2 separate regions of the Homo sapiens genome follow, and region 1 is linked to region 2. A link is a loop called in an ENCODE intact Hi-C map of the cell type or tissue named here. Cell type or tissue: body of pancreas. All regions are shown on one strand. Links, peaks and the distances in the headings refer to the core of each region. The heading gives the core; the rest is flanking DNA.

The links. A loop is a pair of places that touch in the nucleus more often than their neighbours do. Peaks named below come from ENCODE experiments on the same cell type or tissue, not always from the same donor. Only the 100,000 strongest peaks of a DNase experiment are listed, where the experiment ranks them.
Region 1: a loop joins it to region 2, with 2.7 times the contacts of the local background. A loop is called at or near these places in 4 of 110 quality-filtered maps.

The regions. Positions count from the first base shown.
Region 1 is chr11:116,761,694-116,770,027 of GRCh38, forward strand. BUD13 (BUD13 spliceosome associated protein) reads right to left here. Exons shown (of 10, transcript NM_032725.4): 3 at 3,669-3,753; 4 at 860-1,573. Among named protein-coding and RNA genes, the nearest start is that of BUD13, 7.1 kb to the right of the region's middle. In body of pancreas, for the core only: no CTCF peak of the experiment used is centred there; no DNase peak of the experiment used is centred there.
Region 2 is chr11:117,213,930-117,222,263 of GRCh38, forward strand. It overlaps PCSK7 (proprotein convertase subtilisin/kexin type 7), which reads right to left. Exons shown (of 17, transcript NM_004716.4): 10 at 5,662-5,829; 11 at 5,128-5,235; 12 at 4,537-4,639. Among named protein-coding and RNA genes, the nearest start is that of PCSK7, 14 kb to the right of the region's middle. RefSeq lists enhancers at 3,579-4,778, 5,233-5,733. In body of pancreas, for the core only: no CTCF peak of the experiment used is centred there; DNase peaks (open chromatin) are centred at 4,402, 6,832, 7,252, 8,202 and 1 weaker place; H3K27ac peaks cover 3,074 bases.

The sequences.
Region 1 (8,334 bases), core at 217-8,216, 450 kb before region 2:
GATAACAAAGTACTTTAATTTTAAAATTAAAATAGTTCCTAGGAACAAAAGAGGGAGTAAAAAATTTCACTGCACAGGCCTAAGTTCTAGCGACTGTATAAGCATCACAAGTCACCTCCCAAAGGGCATTCTGCAATATGTATCGACAGTCTTTAAAACGCCCACATCTTCTGACCCAGTACATCAACTTCTCAGCTTTCTAGGAAACTTATATAGAAGTAGTTGAATTTCGAGGAAATCTATCTAGAAGTAGATAAGGAAATAATCCAAAATGGGGACAACAGTTTATGTACAAGGATGTTCATTATAGAATTACAGAAGAAAAAACTTAGAAATAACCAAAAACATTCATTATTAGGAAAATGGTTAAATTTGTAATTAAACACTATTAAAAATTATACTAACATAAAGATGTTTTATGGCCTGAGGAAGACTACGTTAAGAAAGGACAGCAGGCAAGATTGCACATGCAATACAAATGTTCTACACAGCCAGAGCTCAACTATATAAAAAATGCAAACCAAAAAAGACTAAGATGACCCTGGCCACAACACTAACAATAATTGCCTCTGAATGACAGAATTTTGTGTCACATTTTATCTTTATATACTTCTGTACATTCCAAAGCTTCTGCAACAAATAAATTGTACTTTTATATGGGGTGGAGCGAGCACATAAAAAGACATATGAAAACCTTCCTCCCTGCCACCATAATTGTTCAACTCTCCCAAACCCAGCCTCTCACTTTTCAAAACTTTCCCAAAGAAATTCCATTCTTATACCTAATAAATCAACTAAACGGCCAAAAGAAAGCTCCCAGGGATACATACATCCCTCTCATGGACAGTCATATGCTCACCTTTGGAATCAAGCTGCTTCTTGTCTCCAAAATGGGATTTTGCTTGCTTTTTTCGTGGAGGAGAGATGTCAGGGTCATACTCATATTTGCTGTTCTTTGGGAATGACAAATGGGAGGCTCCTGACTCCTTCCAATGTGGAGAAGTCTTGCTAGAGGCTCTTTCTGGGGCTTTACCACTTTTGGTTCTGGGCAGGGAATAAGTGACATTAGGAGCCAAATCAGGGGAGTCATGACGGGCCCTTCTGAGTTGCTGTGTGTCTGAAGAGCCAAGAGTCCTCCTAGATGTGTCAGGGGAGTTGTTATGGACCCTTCTGGGGGAAGAGATATCTGAGGAACCATGACGGGCTCGCCTAGGAGGAGAGGGATCTGGTGAATCATGACGGACTCTCCTAGGAGATGCACCTGAAGAATTATGCTGAGGCCTCCTTGGGGGAGAAGGATCTGGAGAATCATGACGGGCCCTCCTTGGGGGTGAAGTGTCTGAGGAGTCATGACGGATCCTCCTGGGAGGAGATGTGTCTGAGTCATGACGAGCCCCTCTGAGGGGAGAAGGATCCGGGGTGTCATGACGGGCCCTCCTAGGAGATGGATCCGGGGTGTCATGACGGTCCTTCCTAGGAGATGGATCTGGGGTACCATGACGGACCCTCCTAGGAGATGAATCCGGGGTATCGTGACGAAAATGTCTGTTTGAGGGTAGGTCTTCGTTGTGGCCTAAACACAAATAACAAAGAGTCAGATTCCCACAAATGCTCTGTCCCTCTGTCCACCCCCACACCCAGTTTCAAAAGATGCTCCAGTAGCACATACCTCAGAACTGCTCAGAAAGCCCAAAAGGCCTGCACAGTTTTCTTGCTTAGGGGCAGCAAACCACCACTCATGAATATCTTAAGAATAACCCCTCCGCCTACCAAGTCATAAATTTGCAAAGCATTTTCAGCACATTTTTCATATTATACCCTTTAAGGTAAGCAGGGCAGGTACCCTTGTATTACAGCATGAAAACAGAGGCCACAGCCTCTGTTTTCAGCTGAGGAGCTGAGTGATTTCTTACCTAAGGTCACAGCTCCTAAAATGAAGACACAGGCTAGAATCCAAGTCTTCTAACTCCCAGTCCAATGTTCTTTCTAAAACCTCATTTGTGCAGAGTTCCCAGCTAGTGGCTCCTACTGATATTTTGCCTAGATACTTTATAGTTTGTACTCACTCTTCTTTCAATAGGTAAATTGACTAAAACGGTGAATATCAAAATAAAATGCTGTTAACTATTTAATCCATTTCACTGTGCTCTTTCTTAGAGAGGGGAAAAATCACCATAAAAAAGAAAGGAGCAAGTAATTACCAATCACCTACTGTGTGCCAGTGTTTCATAGAGATTACCTGATTCAATTCTCACAACAAGCCTAGGACATAAATACTGTCATTTCATTTATAGATGAGGAAGTTGATACTCAGAAAGATTAACTTGCCAAAGTCATATTGCTAATAAGTGGTAGAGGAATATTTAAATCCAGCTCTATTTGACTCCAGAGTCCATGTGCAATCTTTAAAATATGTAAAGCTTTAAAGTTAAAATACATAGTTTGAGACCTTCCATATTCAAAGGCACCACAGAATGAAATATCTATAGCAACTGGAACAGTTTCAAAATCCAGTTCTTCCTCTACCTCTATTTCTTGTCATTGAGCTCCACAGCCCAAATACAAATAAAAGCTGGGTAGGAACTGATGAATACTTGTTAAATGGATGAATTAAACCAAGTCAACTCCTTTACTTTGGGGAACAGCCCTATCTGATTGGAATCCACTCCACAGAGAAAAGTATGATGTCTGTGGGGGGCCTAACAGTAAATCTGAAGGAAGCAAGGGTCAGAGATTGGTAAGCGTACTTCCAATAACAAATTGGGATGGGGGAGTGAAAGCAAGGCAGAAGAAAAGGAGTGAGTGAGTGTGAGTGTGACTGTGTGTGTGTGTGACTGACCTTCTAAACATTCAGATACACAAGAAAAGGCACCGTGTGTATGTGTGTGTCTGTGTGTCTTCCTAGACAAACAGACATGGAGACCAAAAGATTCTCTTTGGAAAAGAATTCTGATTAGGCTACAAAAATCAAATACCTACTAGCAATTAAACAATTCTACAAATATTTATTAAAGGTAGCTCCTTGTGCTAGATAGGGGAATATCATGGCAAATAAGACTAGTCTATGCTCAAACAGATGTGACAAACAAATGCTTTTTATCCAATTCTCAAGGACTCAAATTTTTTTAAAGAGAGTTAAATTAAGATTATTAGCTTAGGAAGAGTCCAAAGTGGGCAAGTGGAGGGTAATGCACTATAAAACACCAATACTTAAGGAAAGAAGAGAGAAATTTACTAACACAAACAGAACAAAATACACTGGTCCTTGACCCCCCAGAAATGAGTTGCTTCATTGTGGAAGAGGATAGTGGTAGCTAAAGTCCCCAAATTCTGCTCCTGTTTCTTGTAAACTCCTCCCAAAGTCTTGCCTATACACCAAGTGCTCTCCTATTCTGAGTCAAAGAGGAATGGGTGCTCAAAGGCCTCCAAATTAGTCACCAACCTCAGTAATCCTAATGCCAAAATATAAGAGAAAGAGGAATATCTGGTCTATAAGTTCCTATGTCTTACTACCTCTGAAGAAGTCCAACTTCCTTTTTCCTGCTTTATTTTTCAGGATCAATGACATGCTAAAACAAACTATGCATTCCTCTAAAGAAAAGTATAGAAAAGGAAAAAAGATCTCCCCTACTAATGGAAATTTAGATTTATCTATTGTTGGAACTCACCTCCCAGAAGCTTCCATTTGGCACTGGAACGAAAGGCCTCCATCTGCTTTACCTCTTCTGGCCGCTCATCCACAAACTCTGCCACCTGTGAGAGTAAAGATTTCCTATCTTAGGAAATCCACAGGATCCAGCCAAGAAGCACTGTCTCAAGAACCTGAAGTTACAACCATTCCGATTCCTAACACAAGGGCGTACATATATCCAAAATGGTCATGAAGAAGTAAGTAGGGGTCTTCAGTTATGTTTGCTCCATAAACATCTGATTGTCACTGTATTGGTTTAATTGTAGATCCTTCTCTAATTAATCAATTACCCTGCAAAGGTTAATTTTTTTCATTACAAACCTTTTTATTAACCTGCTAGGTACACAACAGCCACTTGTAAACTAACAACTAAATTCCTTTTACACTTTTACTTCTACATTAACAGTGGAAACATAGGTGGCTCCCCCCATCATGCCTAGCACTAATCAAGGACTTTGGGTTTCTATGAATCCTTTCTTGTTGTAGGTAGTCACAGTGATAGGTTTTCTTGAATACAACCAAAAAGAGCCACTGAGATGTACACAGAATCATTAATCTTTAAGAGCTAAAACCACATTTCATATCTTCTAAACTTCTGAACAAATCAGAATCTTCTCTATAGTATTCCTAATAAGTGGTCACTCGCCCAATCCCTTCCTGACAAGGAACTCATTATCTTACAACACAGTCCACTGCATTTTTCAAAAATGTTAGAAAGTTCTTAGTTTTACTAGTACCGTATCTGCCTTCCTATAACTTCTTTGAATTCATTCTAGTTCTGACCTGTGATGTAAGTCCACATGACAAACTTTCAAGATTGCTGGCATAATAAATCCTAGTTACAGAGTAGCAACTATGTGCAAGGTACTGTGTTTTGTGGTTTACTCATATAATCTAACTCGATTCTCACAATAATCCTGTAAAGAAAGGCTCCACACTACTGAATAGCAAACTGATTCGGAGAAGTTCAGTAACTTTCTCAATGTCACAAGCTAACAAGTGGCAGAACTGGAATTTAAATCCAGGTCATAATAGCCCTCTACTTCTCCCAAAATCCTACCATCATTCTTCATATAACCCAGTTTTGAGATCTCTCACTGAGCGTTAAAAGCACAGGTTTCGGGCAAGATGAATTAAGATCTAAACCCCAGCTCGGCCACTTAGCATTTGTGTAACCTTTGGTAAATTATTCTAAGCCTCAATTTCCTCATTTGTAAAAGTGGGATTCAAAGGATTGCTATAAGGATTGAATGAGATAATTCACGTAAGCTTAGCCATGCTTGGTACATGATAAATGCCCAATAAATGACACCTATTAATTATTCCTGTGCTGCCACTGCTATCGTAATCATCATAATCGTTTTACCATTATTACTGGTGGTGGTGGTGATCTTGCAGTTACAAAAATGAATTCAGTAATCAAGATCTGTTTTAACCAATGCAGAGAGCAGTGGCACTAAAGCCTCCTTTGTTTAGGTTTTTGGGCCATCATAAAAGCAAGACAATATTATAAAAGAAAATGGCCAGGTGCGGTGGCTCATTCCTGTAATCCTAGCACTTTGGGAGGCTGAGGCGGGTGGATTGCTTGAGCCCAGGAGTTCATGACCAGCCTAGGCAACACGGTGAAACCCCGTCTCTACCAAAAACACAAAAATTAGCTGGGCATGGTGGCAGGCGCCTGTAATCCCAGCTATTTGGGAGGCTGAGGCAGGAGGTTCACTTGAACCTGGGAGGCAGAGGCTGCAGTGAGCCAAGATTGAGCCACTGCACTCCAGCGTTGGTGACAGTGTGAGAATATGTCTCAAAAAAAAAAAATAATAAAAACAATTATGAACTAAGTGAAAAGGCAAATGATAAAATACACCCACAACATAAGCCTAATGAACATATAAAAAATGATTCATTTCACTAGTGTTCAAAGAAACTGGGCCAGGCACGGTGGCTCACGTCTGTAATCCCAGCACTTTGGGAGGCCGAGGCAGGCAGATCATGAAGTTAGGAGATCAAGATCATCCTGGCTAACACAGTGAAACTTCATCTCTACTAAAAATACAAAAAATTAGCCAGGCATGGTGGCAGGTGCCTGTAGTCCCAGCTACTCGGGAGGCTGAGGCAGGAGAATGGCGTGAACCCGGGAGGCGGAGCTTGCAGTGATCCGAGATCACGCCACTGCACTCCAGCCTGGGCAACAGAGTGAGACTCCACCAAAAAAAAAAAAAAAAAAAAAAGAAACTGGATACCATTACTCACTTGCTAAATCAGCATAGGTTTGCTATTGGTTTTGTTTTGTTAATAATCCTTCAATATTGGTGGGGCATGTGGCTAACACCTGTAATCCCAACACTTTAGGAGGCCTAGGCAGGAGGATCACTTGAGCCCAGGAGGTCAAGACCAGACTGGGCAACACAGAGACCTCATCTCTACAAAAAATACCCAAAATTAGCCAGGCATGGAGGTGCGCACCTGTGGTACCAGCTACGTGCAGGACTAAGGTAGGAGGATTGCTTGCACCTGGAAGGTAGAGGCTACAATGGGGCATGATCACACCACTGTATTTCAGCCTGGGCAACAGAGCAAGACCCTGTCTCAAAAATAATAATAATAATAATAATAATAATAATAATAATAATAATAGTGCTCTAATATTGACGACGTAGGCAAACTGGCATTCTCATCACCTCTAGTGGGAGTGTAAATTGGTAGCACCTTTTGGAAAGCAACATGGGAATATAACTAAAGCGAACCATACCCTTTGATCCACTCATTTCATTTTATGGGAATAAAGAAATAAACTGATTTCTACAAATGATTTATGTACAACGATGTATGATATTTTATAAGTGGAAACAATCCATGTATCCAGTAACAGAACAGATAAAATATATATATTGAACTACTACATAACCGTTAAAAATCATACACTCAAAGAATATTTTAAGGTCTTACCAGAGTATCCACAACATATTATTTAGCAGAGGAGTAGACTCCAAAACCCTATGTACAATATGATCCCAATTATGTTCAAAAAAATAAAATACAAGCGTGTATAATCTCTAAAGAGAAAAACCTGAAGAGATATGCATCCAAGTATTAGCAGTTATCTTTGGATGGTAACATGCAAGTGTTTATTCTTTTAAAAACTTTAAACTTTTTTTAATTCCCAAATATTCTGTAATAAATATGCATTGCTTTTATAAAATTAAAAAAAAACAACAAACATTGTTAATATTTACTTCTTCTGACCAAAACTAAATTGGCTCCCTAAGATCACTATTTCCCTTCTAATTACTAGCAAGCCCTCTTTTAAATAATCTATTTTAGAATTTTGCTGGGAATTGGCCAGGTGCAGTGGCTCACACATGTAATCCCAGCCCTTCAGGAGGCCGAGGTGGGCGGATCACGAGGTCAGGAGATCAAGACCAACCTGGCTAACATGATGAAACCCTGTCTCTACTAAAAATACAAAAAAAAACACAAAAAATTAGCCGGGCGTGTTGGTGGGCCCCTGTAGTCCCAGCTACTCAGGAGGCTGAGGCAGGAGAATGGTGTGAACCCAGGAGGCAGAGCTTGCAGTGAGCCGAGATCATACCACTACACTCAAGCCTGGGCAACACGGTGAGACTCCGTCTCAAAAAAAAAAAAAAAAAAAGAATTTTGCTGGGAATTAATATTAAATACTCACTGGAATCCATCTTTACCAACTTTAGTGGAATTCAGCCTATCTACAGCTCTCCTTTCCACTTTGTTTCTCAGAAATTCTCAGCAATGGTTTCATGAACCACTGGGAGGTCATTTGCCTATGATTTTGTCCACCTGGCTCTTACTTACCCTTCAAAACTCAGTATTTACATCTTTCAGGATATCTCCCAACAGAATACAAAGTATGCTACCTCCCCGGGCTCTAATGGTACTTGGTACGTATGTGAAACATCCCCAACATTTACCATACTGTTGAAATTTATCTGAAATTCAGTTTTTCATTCTAGGGTATAATCTCTAAAATACAGCTATGTTCTATTAATCTACATATCTCCAGTACTTAGGCAAGAATATACAATTTGAAAGCTTAGTTAAAGCACTGAAAAAAGGAGCAAATAAAAAGTTCCCTATAACTGAACCTCAGCATTGTTTTTAAGAAAGATTCCAACAAAATGAACCACAGCTAAGTCTCATCATTACTCTAACACTGATGTCGAGAAGTCCTCTCTCTGTGATCCATCTCATTTCTAGGCTGATGGACCCTCCATAAAGAGACAAGTTGGTGTATAGGCATCAGCAAAGAAAACTATTTTAAACAGCTCTTTGGAAACTGTCACCTCTTTTCTGTTCTCAACTAACCCCCCTACAAATCTACCCTAAGCTGGAAAAATAAATTTGAGAAGCTTGGCCTGGCACAATGGCTCACGCCTGTAATCCCAGCACTTTGGGAGGCCAAGGTGGGTGGATCACCTGAGGTCATGAGTTCAAGACCAGCCTGGCCAACATGGTGAAACCCCATTTCTACAAAAATTAAAAAAAAAAAATTAGCCAGGCATGATGGCGGGTGCCTGTAATCCCAGCTACTCAGGAGGCTGAGGCAGGAGAATCATCTGAACCCGGGAGGCGGAGGTTGCAGTGAGCCAAGATCATGCCATTGCACTCCA
Region 2 (8,334 bases), core at 263-8,262:
TAATCTTTTTCTTTTCTTTTCTTTTTCTTTTTTTTTTTTTTTTTTTTAGACGGAGTCTTGCTCGGTCACCAGGCTGCAGTGCAGTGGCATGATCTCTGCTCACTGCAACCTCCACCTCCCAGGTTCAAGCAATTCTCCTGCCTCAGCCTCCCGAGTAGCTGGGACTACAGGAGCCCGCCACCATGCCCAGCTGATTTTTTTGTATTTTTAGTAGAGACGGGGTTTCACCATGTTGGCCAGGATGGTCTCGATCTCCTGACCTCGTGATCTGCCCACCTCGGCCTCCCAAAGTGCTGTGATTACAGGCGTGAGCCACCGTGCCTGGACTATTTGCCCATAATCTTATGGAAGCTATGCTCTAGTTTCTATCCTTTCCACTGGTGAAGGATCAGAATAAGAGATTTAGGTCGAGGACTCATTTGTGGAGAGGTGGTAGCTAAGGTCATAAACATAGCTGTACTGTCAAGGAGGATGATGTAGAGTGAGGAAAAAGTCAGGAAACAAGCCTTAGAAGACACTCACAGTTCAGGAGTATGAAACAAGTACCTCAGGCAGAGAAGGCAGAGGAGGGCTATGGAGCCAAGAAGGCCGCCACAGAAGCTACAGGAGGAGAGACGTTGCAACAAAGACCTCATTAATAGGGTCAGAGTGACAAGAATGTTAAAAAGGATGAACTCTGAACCAGCCCCTGAACCGGTCAGGAAAGGGGCACTATGAGTAAGAAAGCAAGTCTTCTGTGGCAGAGGGAGTGTGTGACAAAGGGGAGAAATTGCTTCAGTTCATTCATTTGAAAAGTTGCCTGGTTGGAGGTAGCAGGGACTTGCATTTGAAGGCAGAAAGGAAGAATCAGCAGAGAGGGAAATGTTGGTTAAAGAGGGAAGACCTGGAGAGGAGAAGGAACAGGACTCACTGCGTAGGCAGAGGCTTAGCCAGTATCCTCAAGACTGCAAACGACAACAAAAGGAGAGGTGCAAGTGGGTGTTCAGGCACCTTCCAATCACAGACTCTCTGAGTGTGAATAACACACTCCTCCAGAGCCCCACTCTCCCTCCTACCCTCAGGTAGAGATTTCAGACCAGCGTCAGATCTAAAAACCCCAAGAGGCCCCAATCCCCTCTCCCTCATAACCTCCTGTCAGCGGGGAGAGAGAAAAATCAGTCTTGCTCTTTAGCAGCACTTCTCAATATGGTAGCCCTTAGCCACACATGGCTATCTAAATTAAAATGAAGTATAACAAAATTAAAATTTAGCTCCTTAGTCATACTAGCCTTATTATTATTATTTGAGATGGAGTCTTGCTCTGTCATCCAGGCTGGAGTGCAATGGCACAATCTTGGCTCACTGCAACTTCTGCCTCCCAGGTTCAAGCAATTTCCCTGCCTCAACCTCTTGAATAGCTGGGACTACAGGCACGTGCCACCATGCCTGGCTAATTTGTGTGTGTGTGTGTGTATATATATATATATATATATATATACTTTTTTTTTTTGAGATGGAGTCTCGCTCTGTTGTCTAGGCTGGAGTGCAGTGGCACGATCTTGGCTCACTGCAAGCTCCGCCTCCCTGGTTCACGCCATTCTCCTGCCTCAGCCTCCCGAGTAGCTGGGACTACAGGCACCCACCACCACGCCTGGCTAATTTTTTTGTATTTGTAGTAGAGATGGGGTTTCACCGTGTTAGCCAGGATGGTCTCGATCTCCTGACCTTGTGATCCACCCGCCTCAGCCTCCCAAAGTGCTGGGATTACAGGCGTGAGCCACCGTGCCCAGCCAATTTTTGTATCGTTTTTTTTTTTTTTTTTAGTAGAGTCGAGGTTTCACTCTGTTGGCCAGGCTGGTCTTGAACTCCTGACCTCAAGTGATCCGCCCCTGCCCTTGGCCTCCCAAAGTGCTGGGATTATAGGCTAGGTATGAGCTACCACGCCTAGCCTATTATTATTTTTGAGACAAGGTCTCGCTCTGTCACCCAGGATGGAGAGTGCAGTAGTGCAACCATGGCTTACTGCAGCCTTGGCATCCTGGGCTCAAGGAATCCTCCTGTCTCAGCCTCCCAGGAGGCATGCACCACCACACCTGGCTAATTTTATTTTTTGTAGAAATAGGGTCTCACTATGTTGTTCAGGCTGGTCTTGAACTCATGAGCGTAAACAATGCTCCTGCCTCAGCTTCCCAAAGGGATTACAGGTGTGAGCCACCATGCCCGGCCAACTGGTCATGTTTTAAATGTTCAATAGACTCAGATGACTAGTGACCACTGAACTGAGCAGCATGGACATGGAACAGTTCCATCATTGCAGAAAATTCTTTGGGACAATGCTACTCTAGAGTCTTAGAGGTATTTAGCCTCCTCTTCTATCTCAGGGATGTTCAGCTCCCTCTGCTTTATAAAAAGTTCACTTTCCAGCCCCCAGACACTGAATCAACCAGGTCCTGGTGGAAAACAACCATAACTTGGCTGTAGAAGGGGTTTCTTGACTTCCTGGGACTGAGCTGCTCAACTCTCAATTTTTTTTTTTTTTTTTTTTTTTGAGATGGAGTTTCCCTCTTCTTGCCCAGGCTGGAGTGCAATGGTGCGATCTCAGCTCACTGCAACCTCTGCCTCCCGGGTTCTCCTGCCTCAGCCTCCCAAGTAGCTGGGACTACAGGCATGAGCCACCACACCCAGCTAATTTTGTATTTTTAGTGGAGATGGGGTATCACCATGTTGGTCAGGTTGGTCTCAAACTCCTGACCTCAGGTTATCTGCCTCCCAAAGTTCCCAAAGTGCTGGGATTACAGGCATGAGCCAGGGCACCTGGCTCAACTCTCATTTTAACTGGACTTATTTCTTTCAACCTCCAAGCAAGCCCACAAACTTATTTGTTCTGTTTTTGTCTGCTCAGAGGAAAATGTGGTCATGTTGGAGGAGAAGGCAACTTCACTGGCTCTGAAAAGCCAATGAAAATAGTACTTTGCAAAAAGTTGTGAATAACTCTGCATGTCAAAATTACTCAAGGCAAAAAAACAAAAACAAAAATGAAACAAAACAAAAAATCCCCCAAGGAGCTGGGGGTAGGGAAAACTCTGGTAAAACTTTTGCTTGCTGCCCTTCCAACAGGTAAAGGGCTCCATTAGCCAAACTCCCTAAATCTTTCCCTCCCTTCTCTTAATCCTGCTTTCTCCACTAGGCCACCTCCCACTCTTCTCCACCCAGGCAATCTGTCCTTCTTTCTCTTACTTTTTAGTGACAAGCAAGCAGTTGCCAGATGCCTCAATGCCTAGGGTAGACATTCCGTGGCAACGTCCCCTGGTCAGCAGGAAGCAGAGGATGACGAAGCTGGGAAGACCATATTACTCTTTTAAGTCACTGCCCTCATTTGACAGATGCAACAGGAAATAGCCCTGGATAGAAGGTAAAGTTGAAGGCACACTATCTCTAAGACACGCAAGTGCAAAGCCAGGGGCTTCCAAATGAACTGCATTCCTGGAAATGTTTCTGAACTTCTCTGACTTGGCTGACGCTTTATGCCCTTTCCAAGATAACATTCCTTTTATGGGAAATGCAGTGACTGGCCCAGGGGTTTCATTCCACATTGAGGGAAATTGGGCAAGTGCTGGATGTGGTTAGGAGGAGAAAACTCAATTCTTCTCTGTGAAACCTTCACCTGAGGGAAGCCACCCCTCATCCTCCCTTCTGAGTAACCTTCTCTGGCCATTCCTTCTCCTGCCATGGCTCTCAATTGATCACTTTCTAGGAGGACAGAAAAAGTGAAGACAGTTTTGGTTTGGGCACTAAGCATAGCATACTTCCTTTGCAAAAAGTAGTAAATGACTCCAGGAAAAAGAATCCCCCAAGGAGCTGGGGGTAGGGAAAACGCTGGTAAATGTGCAGACAGGGCATCCTCTGCACAAGCATCCTGATCCAGCTGCACTCTCCTCTAGGGAGGGCGTCCGCCTCTTCGCTCAACATAAAACCAGGTCGCTGGCTTAGAGGATACAACCCCTTCAGACAATCCTGGTTCATGCTGGCCACCATGGAGGCGGAGGCAGAGGATGGGTCACTAAAGCCTAGGAGACTTCTACAAACCCTCTGTCCATCCCCAGCAGACCACATCTGACTCTCTCTATTAGGTAAGCCAGAGAATCAAAGGAAGAAATGCCTAACTCCTTTACTTCATCCAGACACCCGAGGACTGACCAGAGTTCTCTGGCAAGATCTTAGCATGGAAGTCACAGGAGCTTCTCTGAGCTCTCACCCCGGTCTCGCCTGACCTCCCCAAGCCCCAGTCCCATGCCTCCCACCCGCCCTCCTCCTCAGTTGCTCTGCTGCTCCTTTTCACTACTAGGAACCCAGGAGAAAGGTCTTGTTTAAGCAGCTGGGGGAGCCAACTCAGAAGCAGTAACATGTCCTAAAATGGTCAAAGAAAACTCCACAGGTTTGGCTGGAGCTCAGCTCCGAAAGGGGGTAGAATCTGGCAGGGAGGACGAGTTTAACTTCCTTGTCACCCGGCCCCAAACCTCAGGCCTAAGATTAACCCCCTTTGTGCTGATTACTTACCATTCCACAGGACCTCCAGGGAACGGGGGGACTGCGGAATCGCCTTGTTTTCTTTTAACACGGGACTGACGTAGGATGCTAAGTAAGGGACAGATGTCCAGATCTATGAAAGGAAAGGAGGGGATGGCAAATCAACAAACAAGAATGATCACACCCACATTCTCACAAACACACACGCCCTTGTCAATACGATCTTGAAGGTTTAGCTGTCTTTATTTTTCCACTCCTCATCATCTTCCTTCAGCCCTCAGCTCCTGCTTGCTCGCTGGAATGCTCCGTACAGCCCCCAGCTAAGGAACCAGAGGAAACAGCTGTGTCCAGGGTGGAGGAGGGGAACCAGAGCATCCTGAGTCCCACACATACTCAGGTCCCATTTACTCTATTAGTAGTTTGGAAACTTCAGTGATAGCATTGAGCCTGCTTTCTCATTTGTAAAATGGATATCAGCTGGGATGAAGGTTGAAGTTGTTAAATCAATGAACTGAATGAACATTTACTAGGCACCTATGATATCCCAGGCAGTTTGGGGCATTCAGCTCCGACCCTTGGTCACTCCACACAGGGCACCCTGCCCTGCCAACACCTGTTCACCTTGGCTGCATTCACGAGCCTCCAGGCGTTGAGGAGGCCGAAACCGTGCTGGTGGCTATGGCTGAAGCCTGCCTCGTTGGTGACCCACTCTGCACGGCGATCCTCATACTGAAAGGACAGAGGTCCTGGTTAGTCTCTTGCATTGCCAGTGTAGTCTCAACAATCTGACTCTGGTTTCCCTGCTTGCCCTGCTGGCTGATCCAGTCCACGCTCTCCCACTATGGCTACTGGGAATGGATTCCCCAAGGCAAGCTGGGACAAAAGGTCAAAGCCCATGATGTCACCACCCCACTGGCTTGCTTCTAGAGAAGGGGCCAGGAGGCACAGCCAGAGCTCCCCTTTGCAGATAAAATGAGTTTAGGCCTGTGGTCTTTGTGGGGTCCCCACACCTGTTCTTTACATATGCAACTCTGAAAGGGACTCTGAAAGAGACTTAGTATCTAACATTTGGGACATTGAGAATCTAAGGCCACCTGATACCCGAACTCTGGAGCAGGCTGGGCCAGGCCACTTGTCTACCTGCTGGTATCTCACCCGGGTGGCTGTGAAGACAATGATGTGCTGGACGTCACGCCACGTGAGGCAGGGCCGCACCTGCAGCATTAAGGCTATCATGCCAGCTGCCAGAGGCGCTGCAGCTGAGGTCCCTGTGTGGCCCTCAGTGCAGCCAGTGCCCTTCTGAAGGTCCCAGTCAGTGGTCACCTGGAAGTGAAACAGGAAAAGGAAGTAGGTTAGAGACTGAGTTCAAGCTGGGGACAGTGGTGTGCACCTATAGTCCCGGCTACCTGGGAGGCCCAGGCAGGAGGATTGCTTGAGCACAGGAGTTATGACTGTGCCACTGCACTCCAGCCTAGGTGGCTGAGTGAGAACCCATCTTTAAAAAATAAAAAAAGAATATTTTTTAAAAAAGAAGCTAGAGACTGAGTTCAAAGTTGTTATGGGGGAAAGGTACAGGGCTGGTCCTCAGAACAGGTCTCACAGGTGGACCCTTCCTTTGTTAGAGCTGAATCTTTGACCAGAGAAGGACCCAATAGCAGGGCAGGGCAAAGGAAACCCTAACCCTCCTGGCCTCCTAACAGAATATCTGGAGAACAGAGACAAAGATAATAAAAGTTACTTTTGAGGGTGTGGTTGTTGGCAAAAGGAGGCAGAGATAGGAAAGGGCTCCCATCCAGTGCAGATAAGGGTTTCCCAACTCTTTTCTTTTTTCTTATTTTTCCTTGTCGCCTAGGCTGGAGTGCAGTGGTAAGATCATAGCTCACCACAGCCTCGAACTCCTGGGTTCCAGCGATCCTCCTGCTTCAGCTTCCCATGTAGCTGGGACTACAGGCGTGTACCACTGCACCACACTAATATTCTTATTTTTTGTAGAGACAGCATCTCACTATGTTGCCCAGGCTGGTCTCGAACTCTTGGCCTCAAGCAATCTTCCTGCCTTGGCCTCCCAAAGTGTCGGGATTAACAGGCATGAGCCACCATGGGGGGGCCTCCCGATTTTTGCTCCTAATATTCTTGCTCCCATTCCTAAATTCTCTATCCCAACTCCCAACTCCAAACCCTTCAACCCCCACAACCAAGCTAGACAGAGGAAGTGGCCAGGGGAGCTACTGGGCCCAGCTGGAGCTGGGACAACACTGACGGCACTATTCAAGGAAATCCAATTTGGCAGCTCCGCGACAGGGGCTGGAATGATGTCGGCGTGAACACAGGGAGTGTGTTCCAGCAAGAGAGGACTGTGTCCTTGCCCACCCCCGAGCCCTGCATGGACTCAGTGTCTATAAGGCCCGCCTGCCCGGCTCTACAGCTCTCAACAGGACAAGCTGCCTCACTGCTCTGGGCCAGATGCCATGAAACCCCTTCTCTCTGTGTGGTTCTGAGGTGGGGAGCGAGAATGGGGCAAGGGGAGGCAGTGACTGCCTGGCATCGAGCTCTTTTGGGGCTGTCATCACCCCTGGAGACTCAGAGGGTTTAGCTGAGGCGGGCCCTGCCTAAATCTGCTCCACTCTATGGCACTTGGATCGTTGGCCCATGGTGTCAGTGCTAACACCGGAGAATTTCTTTCTTCCAAACTTCTCTTCTGGGTCAGATACCAGGGTGGCGACTTCTGCCAAGAGCTGCCCTTTCTCCACTGTACTCACTGCTTCCCTCCCAGCTGTTAGAGCAGCTGCCAAGAGATGTAATTTTCACCCAGCCATGGCGCACTCCCAGAAAAAAAAGGGAAAAGCACTCTCCAAGTGGTTGTCTCAATGAGAGTGGGAGCCTGGTTTATGCAAGGGAGCGGGTTGATTTTTTTTCCTGTTAAGGAAACAGCCTTGCAGTGATAGTCTGAAGTGTGGCTGTGAAGCCCACGAACTTGTCTATGGTGGCAGGAGCCACAGGCAGGCATTGAAAAGTCCAGAGAAGCTTTGCTTCCCCAGGGAGCCAAATGGTGGGAAGCATATGCCCCCAGCCTCTGCCCTCAGAAAGACAGCTCTACCCAGCTGCCCTGGTCATTGACTAGAAACTGGCAACAAGAAGTTTCCATAGCAAGGACATTCCAAAGATGGGAACTCTGCTAAACACACTCTCTCTTCATTTCTGGGCAAATTACAGTTCAGATGGAAGAGGGTGGTGAGGGTGAGAAGCTGAGGTGAGTTAAAATGAGAAAGGCCAGGTACAGCAGAGCAAGAGTGACAATTATGTTGTAGAACCTTCTTAGGTCCCTGGCCTGGGCAGGGCGAGCTGGGTTCCCTAGAGTTCTGCTAGAGGGTGGAGTTTGGTATGTTCCTGTTCTTCCTCCTAACCCAGCCTGGCCTGCAGTGGGTGCCCTCTGTGCACACAGCCCAGCCTCTCTTCCCTCTCTACTTTAGTCCACTCCCTTTTCTCTTCTCCCTGGGGCTGGGAGGAGGGGGTAGTAGGGGTCAACTGGCACAGAGCCTTGGAACATTGTGTTGACCAGAAGTCATTTATTGGCATAACAAAATTTTAGTTTTGGAAAATAAATTTGACCCAGCAGGAAGACAAAGCAGCCTAATTCCCAATGGCCCCAGAGAGATCTCCCGACTCAGCCACTGGAGAAATTTGATACCACCTGGCTCCAGCCCAGCTCCTGCCTAGAGCCTCCTATGCCCACACTATATGGTTGCGGGCAACAGGGACAGGCAGGGAGCTCTAGGAAGATGGTCTAGAGGCCTGCCTTAAACCTGCTGGGATGGCGCTAAGCCCAGC